Linked DNA regions of Homo sapiens: region 2 is linked to region 1. The links are chromatin loops, found by intact Hi-C in ENCODE. Cell type or tissue: heart right ventricle. All regions are shown on one strand. Each heading gives the region's core, and the rest is flanking DNA. Links, peaks and the distances in the headings are about the cores only. Region 1 has its middle 10 kb from the start of TRE-CTC1-7. Region 2 overlaps LOC102723341 (a long non-coding RNA gene).

What was found. Peaks named below come from ENCODE experiments on the same cell type or tissue, not always from the same donor. Only the 100,000 strongest peaks of a DNase experiment are listed, where the experiment ranks them.
Region 2: a loop joins it to region 1, with 2.6 times the contacts of the local background. A loop is called at or near these places in 2 of 110 quality-filtered maps.

What each region holds. Positions count from the first base shown.
Region 1 is chr6:125,767,653-125,772,048 of GRCh38, forward strand. No RefSeq gene overlaps it. Among named protein-coding and RNA genes, the nearest start is that of TRE-CTC1-7, 10 kb to the right of the region's middle. RefSeq lists an enhancer at 3,157-4,079. In heart right ventricle, for the core only: a CTCF peak has its summit at 2,354 (motif pointing left); no DNase peak of the experiment used is centred there.
Region 2 is chr6:125,419,574-125,423,969 of GRCh38, forward strand. The region is part of intron 1 of LOC102723341 (a long non-coding RNA gene); the gene reads right to left. Among named protein-coding and RNA genes, the nearest start is that of HDDC2, 120 kb to the left of the region's middle. In heart right ventricle, for the core only: no CTCF peak of the experiment used is centred there; a DNase peak (open chromatin) is centred at 2,518; H3K27ac peaks cover 907 bases.

The DNA of each region.
Region 1 (4,396 bases), core at 208-4,207:
AAACAACTTGAACTCCATATTTATAATTCTAGTGAATTTATCTCTATTCAATATTTATAAGTCATTATAAAATATCTCAATTCTTCAAAAAGTATAATAAGTATAAAGACTAAAGGAACAGGTTTTGAAATCAGACAGACCTGATGCATCTTGAGATTTAATGGCTATGCAACTTTGGACAAATTACTGAACTTTGGACAAATTACTAAGCTTTGTTTTTATCATTAGTAAGATAGTTTTGTTTTGTTTTGAGACAGGGTCTTGCTCTGTCACCCAGGCTGGAATGCAGTGACACGATCACAGCTCACTGCAGTCCTGACCTCCCAGGCTCAAGCAATCATCCCTCCTTAGCCTCCCTAGCAGCTGGGACTATAGGTGTGGGCCACCATACCTGGCTAATTTTTTTTCTGAGGATTTTCTGAGGATTACATGAGATAATGTTCATAAGACCTGACACATAGTATATTATCAATAAATGATAGTGCAGCTTATTCAAATTTAGTTTATTAAAGATGTTTTAATATCCACATTAAGTCTCATTTGGTCTTTTTTTTTTTCTTATTCAGAGTCTTGCTCTGTAGCCCAGGCTGCAGTCCAATGGTGAGATCTCAGCTCACTGCAACCTCCACCTCCCAGGTTCAAGCAATTCTCCTGCCCCAGCCTCCTGAGTAGTGGGGATTACAGGCACCCACCATCATGCCTGGCTAATTGTTTGTATTTTTAGTAGAGACAGAGTTTTGCCATGTTGGCCAGGCTGGTCTTGAACTCCTGATCTCAGGTGATCAACCTGCCTCAGCCTCCCAAAGTGCTGGGATTACAGGAATGAGCCACCGCGCCTAGCCTCATTTGGTCTTATACACAATTTCTGCTTTCCCACTCAGACACTTTCATTCAAATATATACCAAGGTAGTCCCCCAATATCCATTCTCTTTACATTAAGTGAATAACATGTACATATTGATTTTTATGAATATATTCACAGATTTGCAGAATTTCAGAGTTAGAAGAACATAAACTAGACTATGCTTCATTTCTCAGATGAGAAAAATGGAGGCATAGCCACGTTAGATCATCTTTCCCACAGTGACATGATCCAGGTCTCCTAATTTCTAGTACTTGATTCTTTCTGAGGTGAAGTGACCACAAAGCAAACAACATTTTCTTTTATATCTTGTATATTCGAGGTGCCAGGGGTTTTTATTTTGTTGTGGATGAGCTAAATAGGTCTATCTGTTTGTTAGGATAGCACACTTTATGTTTCCTGTCTTCAAAAGCAATGGTTTTTAGTCTGATTCAAAATAAATACAATGGGGTCATGTTTCTTCAAAAGAAAAAAATATAGTGAGCATAGATGAGATTAAAATTGCATTACTGTTTTCAAGTGATGTCCCTCACTATCAAAAAGCAAATCACACAAAGGTGAACGGAGTTGGGCCACTAATACTCAGTGCAGGATCTTTCATATATACAGTACTCATAAAACTACTGAACCACCCGTGACTGGGCACGGGTTTTGAGCTGCTACTTCATCTTCCTTGCTGTGGCTCCTTAATGTTCTTAGTGTGAAGACAAAATCCTTCACCTCACTACGAGGCCATGCAAGATCCATCTACTGCCTACTTCCCAGGCCTCTCTTCACCTCTCTCTGATACCTCTGCCTTGCCATCCAGCCCTCCTGGCTTTCTTTCAGCCTCTGGTATTCTCCTCGCTCCCTCCTGCTACAAGGCCTTGCACATGTTCCTTCTGTGTGAATGTTCCTTTCTCTCCTTCTTACCTAGGCAACTCATCTTTATCTTTCAGATCTCAACAAATGGATCACTCCTCTGACATCTCCAACTGGTTCAAAACCTCACTGTAGAACTATATGAACCACCTATTTCTCCTTTCTTCCTCATAGGCTTTGTCAGTCACAATTTAAATTTGTGATTGTATGATTACTGTCTATCTTCACCACCACACTCAAAGCAAATGACAGTGACTATGTTTCTGCTTATCATTGAGTCTCCAGGACCTCTTGCCCTGCGTCTATCTGACACAGAAAAGAGGCTCAACAAATATTTTTGGACATTGGTTAAATGAATGAATACATGAATGCATGACTGATGGAATGAGGAAGGAATGAATGAACGTCATATGCTGAACCAGCATACTTGTTGCATTAAATTTATTTGAATGGCTTTCCCCAGTCTTTAATCTGATAGCACAATACATATACATATACAAGTAAAATAAAGCACAATTGATGACAAGAAGAAAGAAACTAAAGGGAAAAAATCCTCAACATTTCAAAAGTGGGATTACTTGATTAAAGAATCAGAATGAGACACATGAGACTAGGACGCCACCTTGTGGTTTATTTTCACATTTACCATTTTCGACCTGCTTTCAGAACAACTTCAGAAAGTTCAACCTGGAACTTTTGTACTTCAGAAAAAGCGAGTGTGTGTTGTTCAACCCCATGTGTCCATGTGTTCTCATCATTCAGCTCCCACTTATGAGAACATGTGGCAGCCCTCTCCCTCTCCCTCTCCCCATGGTCTCCCTCTCCCCACGGTCTCCCTCTCCCTCTCTTTCCACGGTCTCCCTCAAATGCCGAGCCGAAGCTGGACTGTACTGCTGCCATCTCGGCTCACTGCAATCTCCCTGCCTGATTCTCCCGCCTCAGCCTGCCAAGTGCCTGCGATTGCAGGCGCGCGCCGCCACGCCTGACTGGTTTTCGTATTTTTTTGGTGGAGACGGGGTTTTGCTGTGTTGGCCAGGCTGGTCTCCAGCTCCTAACCGCGAGTGATCTGCCAGCCTCGGCCTCCCGAGGTACCGGGATTGCAGACAGAGTCTCGTTCACTCAGTGCTCAATGTTGCCCAGGCTGGAGTGCAGTGGCGTGATCTCGGCTAGCTACAACCTCCACCTCCCAGCCGCCTGCCTTGGCCTCCCAAAGTGCCGAGATTGCAGTCTCTGCCCGGCCGCCACCCCGTCTGGGAAGTAAGGAGCGTCTGCCTGGCCGCCCATAGTCTGGGATGTGAGGAGCCCCTCTGCCCGGCTGCCCAGTCTGGGAAATGAGGAGCACCTCTTCCCGGCCGCCATCCCGTCTAGGAAGTGAGGAGCGTCTCTGCCCAGCCGCCCATCGTCTGAGATGTGGGGAGAGCCTCTGCCCCGCCGCCCCGTCTGGGATGTGAGGAGCGCCTCTGCCCGGCCACGACCCTGTCTGGGAGGTGAGGAGCGTCTCTGCCCGGCCGCCCCATCTGAGAAGTGAGGAGCCCCTCCGCCCGGCAGCCGCCCCGTCTGAGAAGTGAGGAGCCCCTCCGCCCGGCAGCCACCCCGTCTGGGAAGTGAGGAGCGTCTCCGCCCGGCAGCCGCCCCCTCCGGGAGGGAGGTGGGGGGCAGCCCCCGCCCGGCCAGCCGCCCCGTCCGGGAGGTGGGGGCGCCTCTGCCCGGCCGCCCCTGCTGGGAAGTGAGGAGCCCCTCTGCCCGGCCGCCACCCCGTCTGGGAGGTGTACCCAACGGCTCATTGAGAACGGGCCATGATGACGATGGCGGTTTTGTGGAATAGAAAGGGGGGAAATGTGGGGAAAAGATAGAGAAATCAGATTGTTGCTGTGTCTGTGTAGAAAGAAGTAGACATAGGAGACTCCATTTTGTTCTGTACTAAGAAAGATTCTTCTGCCTTGGGATGCTGTTGATCTATGACCTTGCCCCCAACCCTGTGCTCTCTGAAACATGTGCTGTGTCCACTCAGGGTTAAATGGATTAAGGGCGGTGCAAGATGTGCTTTGTTAAACAGATGCTTGAAGGCAGCATGCTCGTTAAGAGTCATCACCACTCCCTAATCTCAAGTACCCAGGGACACAAACACCGCGGAAGGCCGCAGGGTCCTCTGCCTAGGAAAACCAGAGACCTTTGTTCACATGTTTATCTGCTGACCTTCCCTCCACTATTGTCCTATGACCCTGCCAAATCCCCTTCTGCGAGAAACACCCAAGAATGATCAATAAAAAACAACAACAAAAAAAAAAAAAAAAAAGGAAAAGCACCATTATAAACTATGGCAATAGAGGGGAGTGGAATTTTGCTTAACTATCGCTTCCATGCCGTAATCCCAAAGAGTTGGCCCAAACATTACCTATCATTTATTTTTATTTTTCATTTTAATTCAATATTGAATTAATATAGAACAGCATTATATATATGCTATTCTCTCTATATAATATATAATATATAGAATAGCGTATTATAACATTATATATAATATATAACATAGCATTATATATGTTATGCTATTATATATATAATATATAAATATATAATATGTATTTATCAATTAAACCAAGAAGTAGACTTCTAGGACTTCACTTGAAAAGAATTATATGCAGGCTGAGCCCATCATACTGCTATTCTTT
Region 2 (4,396 bases), core at 237-4,236, 350 kb before region 1:
ATAGCTACAAAAAAGTTTTAAAGTATCTAAATTACTCAGTACATAAAGACAAAGATTATTGTTGCTATGCAAAAAGTACATAGGCCTGAGTTCAAAGCTCTAGGAAAATTAAAAAAGAACCCACGCTGTGACTTACAATTTCAAATTGATTCGAAAATATAATTTGAAACTTTGGAACTTTGTCTTCCAGCCTATATTTGTTATTGTTTTAGATATTTGAGCTGAATTTGTCAATGGGGACACAACAACAGATTTAATCATTACAGTGTGGAGGAAGGTGTAGTGATATTCAAAGAACTTGAACCAGAAGTCAGAAGAAGTGGCTTTGAGACCCAGTACTGCTGCCCTTGTGACTTTGGAGAACTTACTCAACCTCTCTGAAACTCAGTCTTTCCTTCTTTAAAATGGAGTCTATAACAATTATCCATGGGTAGCAGAAAATCAATAACATAACAGAAATGAAACCAGCTGGTACACTGTATTTGCTCATTCAATGATAGTCTTTATGCTTTATCATGACATCATGTGAAATATAGGAAGATACAAATTACCTCCCTCAATAATTTATAATCCAGTAGAAAAAAACTATATGTGCACTCTAAGTGATATCTTACAGGAGTTTAGACAGAAGATTATCAGAAACAAGAAAAGTTGAGGAAGAGTGAATGTATAATGTGGAGGGTGATGTAGGCCTTGAAGACAAAAGGGTTTGCATTGTTAGAGTAGAGGAGGGAGCATCCTAGCCAAGTGAGTAAGTGTAGGGAAGGCAGAGGAGGTGCAGAGAGTTTAACAACATGTTTTTCCAGCACAAAAGCATGATTCTTCCTCAGAATCTTTAGCAAATAAATAAATAAGCAACAAAAATCATCTTTCCATTTACTTTGCATGTATCATGGCTCACCAAGTCATAATTCAGGGGGAACAAGCTAATTTTCTTAAAAGCTATCTTTTCCTTCCATCATTCAGAAGAAGTGGATTATCATAGAAAACACTCAGTACATTTCCTCTTTAAGTAAAGTGTGGGTGGGGAAATTTAGGTGGGCATCCTGTGCTATGGTTGCAGAGAAGTTTTATGAAGGCTACTTGAAACATGAGCATCCGGGAATACTTGAAACATAGGTATTATTTGGTCCAAACTTGCTGGTTTACAGCTTGAGAAAAATGGTACCCAGACACACTGAGTGACTTTTCCAAGGCCACAAGTCAGATACTTAGAGAGGTGAGGTGAAAAGCCAGGTCCTCAGGAAGACAGAATTCTAATCCGGAAATGGATTAATGTGTAGTCATTTGTTTATTCATTTATTCATTCAGACAGTCTCTCCTAAGGGCTTGTTATATGCTAGACACTATCCTGATTACAAGAGATTACATGTTATGAAAATAAAGACAACCCAAATGAGAACAAACAGAGGCTATTTATTCCATTTGTTATAGCTAGGAAGTCAGCCACTATCACATCTGGTAGATACTCAAAGGCAGGAAGAGGACTGGCAAATCTTTCTAGTGAAGAAGAAGCAAGGCTTCAGGTATGCTCTGATTAGAGGCTGTTGGCATGGGGGAGCCTCATGCTAGCATAAGGTGGGCTTTCTGGGAGTGGTGCATATATGTGATTGGTCTGGGGAGCATACCATTCTGTTCTGCTGACCACTCTAGGCCAGAGGTTATAGTTTGGCTTAGAGAAGTGATTGCTGCAGAGGTGGAAAGTCAGAGTTCTATTCTCATATGTGATCTGGCCATTGTCCATTTATATATTCAGTCCCCTTGGTGGGGCACAAGAGATGCTGTGCCTCCACTAATGGAACTTACAGTCTCACGGTTTAATCACACCTTGGAAAATGCTAGAAAGGAAAAGTTAGTGGTTGCAGAATGGAATCTGGAGTCTAGTCTGGAAGTTTCCTTGAACAACTGATTCCAAGCTATCCCTAAATATTAACCTGAAGTTATTCGTAGCAAAGAGTAAAAATATCATTACTAAAAGTATTTGTGAGGTTTTACAAATAGACCTGTCAATAGATTTTTACAAAAGAGGTATTAATCCCTTTTTCCACCTCTGATCAGAATCAACCAATCAAATGTTTTATACTATTTTTTTGTCTCTCACACCATAGCAACAAAATCAGAAGGGATCTCATTGTGAGGGCCTATTATGTCTTAAAACAAAACAAAAAAGAACATAAAGGGCAGCATTTAACATGAAAATAGTATCCTGACCCTCCTTGGACTAAATGTTGTTAATCAAGTTTAAATTTAGCTCCCACGAAGTCTCAAAAGAAAAGGAGACAGCCAGGTCCAGCGAGGAAAAACTTCCGAGTGCCTCTAAGGCAGGGAAAACAAGCCTCAAGTCAACAAAGGGCAGGCAGCCTGTAAAAACAAATGGTGCTGATGAGAAGGCTGGGGCCCCAGAAAGCTCATTAGCAATCAGATGCAGCCACGGAGCTGTCTCCTTCCAGTCTACCGGCCAATGACACCATAGAGCCTGTGACTCAGCGGCCCGACTGCCCGGCTGCACTCCTGAGACATCCCCGCCTGCTCAGGCGACTCCCAAGACCCTGAGAGACCTGGATACTGAAGGGGAGGAGGCAGGAAGCCAGGAAACACCACAGATGAAGTGAAGAAAAGCAAAGCTATTGTCCTTATCTACCCACTGATAACCAATAGTGAGGGATGGGGAGAGGCAGCTGCTAGGTGGGATTCTGGAGACAACATGACTTCAACTGAGGGGCAGAGCGTGGCGGCTGCACTTTTGTTTCCAGCTTTATGAATCCCAGTGCTGTTCCCAGTCTTTGGAAATTGAAGGACCTCTTAATATCACTCGTTTTGCGGCCTTTTACATGAATGAAAACAAATCTTATGATATGTTGCTTTTCAAAAACGGCTATTTTGAATCTGGTTGACACTTTCAGTGAATTCGCTTTTTCTTTTCATAACTGCAGCTGCATGCGTGGGAAAACAGTAGGCATATGTAGTTGGAAGATAGTAGCACAGCCCTTTCTCATCTCTGTCCCATCCCTGCAGGCTTCCAGGTGAGAAGTACGGGGCTTCACAATTGAGAATCAGAGTGAAAAGGAGAAACTGGCCTTTATTGATTATCGACTATTATCAGTCATTCTTGGATAAGAAAGGTATTGTTTGTTTTCTCTCTTATAAAATACAAAACAGTTAACTTGAGAAATTAAGATACCTGCCTTGGGTCATATTATTGGTAATTTTGAAACTTTCAAAAATCACAGCACTTTCCACCTTTCCAAATTCCTACTTAAATCAATTCAACTTCATTGGGGGTATATTAGGGACTGGCTGACTACCTCTCATGCATATTTGTGAGGGAGTCTTGCACTTTGCCCCTGGTGAGACTTTTGGTTCTTTATGTCCTAGATGCTATTGGTGGGATGCAGAAGTGATGACTGATTGAAAAGTGTTAAACAGACTAATCAAGTGATTCTTAGGCTAAGATGGCTCTAGGGCCTTAGATTCCTACATATGCAAAGTGAGACAACTCAATGTAAATAGCAAAATGAAACTTACACTTTACCAGTCAGAAACTACCAGCTAATTCTAACTAAAGATTTTCTACTTTAGCCAATCAAATATTTTCTTTGTCTTTCTTCTGAGGACATCTTACAACCGTTTTTACATTGCACCCTGTCAGTGAAACCCAAACCATTTGTGGTTTAATGCTGCCCAATTCATGAACTGCTGTCTGTTCAAGTTAACTCTTTAAAATTTTAATGTACCGAAGTTTATCTTTTAACAAAGGGGATAGGGCTTCTGGGAGATAAAAGATTCAGGATATTTATTTGAATGGTATAGATTATAGGACCTTTGACTAAAAAGGCACATTAAATGGTAAAACCCTAAAGGGTTTGACATATAACCTATAACATCAAAAATATCTTTTATAGAACAAAGAATGAAGAATCAACATTTGAGCCATTATCACAACCATTTTCTATCAGTTTCTGAGGACTATTCAGTCTTTTCACCCAGAACACTAGTTTTCAAATGTGTTCAAATTCCTTCAGACCCTTCAGGGATCCACCTGGAGAGCAATGGCCAATCCAAAAGCCCCAGTTGAGGACTGAGGCCCTACTTTCACCAAAGGTGCTTCATGTCATCTGTTTCACATGATGGACTATTTTGAAAGATTTAATTTGAAAGCCACTGTATGAAATAAATTTAGTGCTTGGCAGGTGATAGGTCCTTAATACATATTTATTGGCCAAGGGTAGATTACTTGAACCACAAATGCCTCTTCTGGACTAGTTATTTTTGATTCTTAGTTAAAATAACAAATGAAATAGTATTAAAAACATTAATATGTTTTTATAAAAGATGAAACCATGACACTATTAAGTTGGTTCAGGCTAGAAGAATAAGGATACCAGACTACCATTGC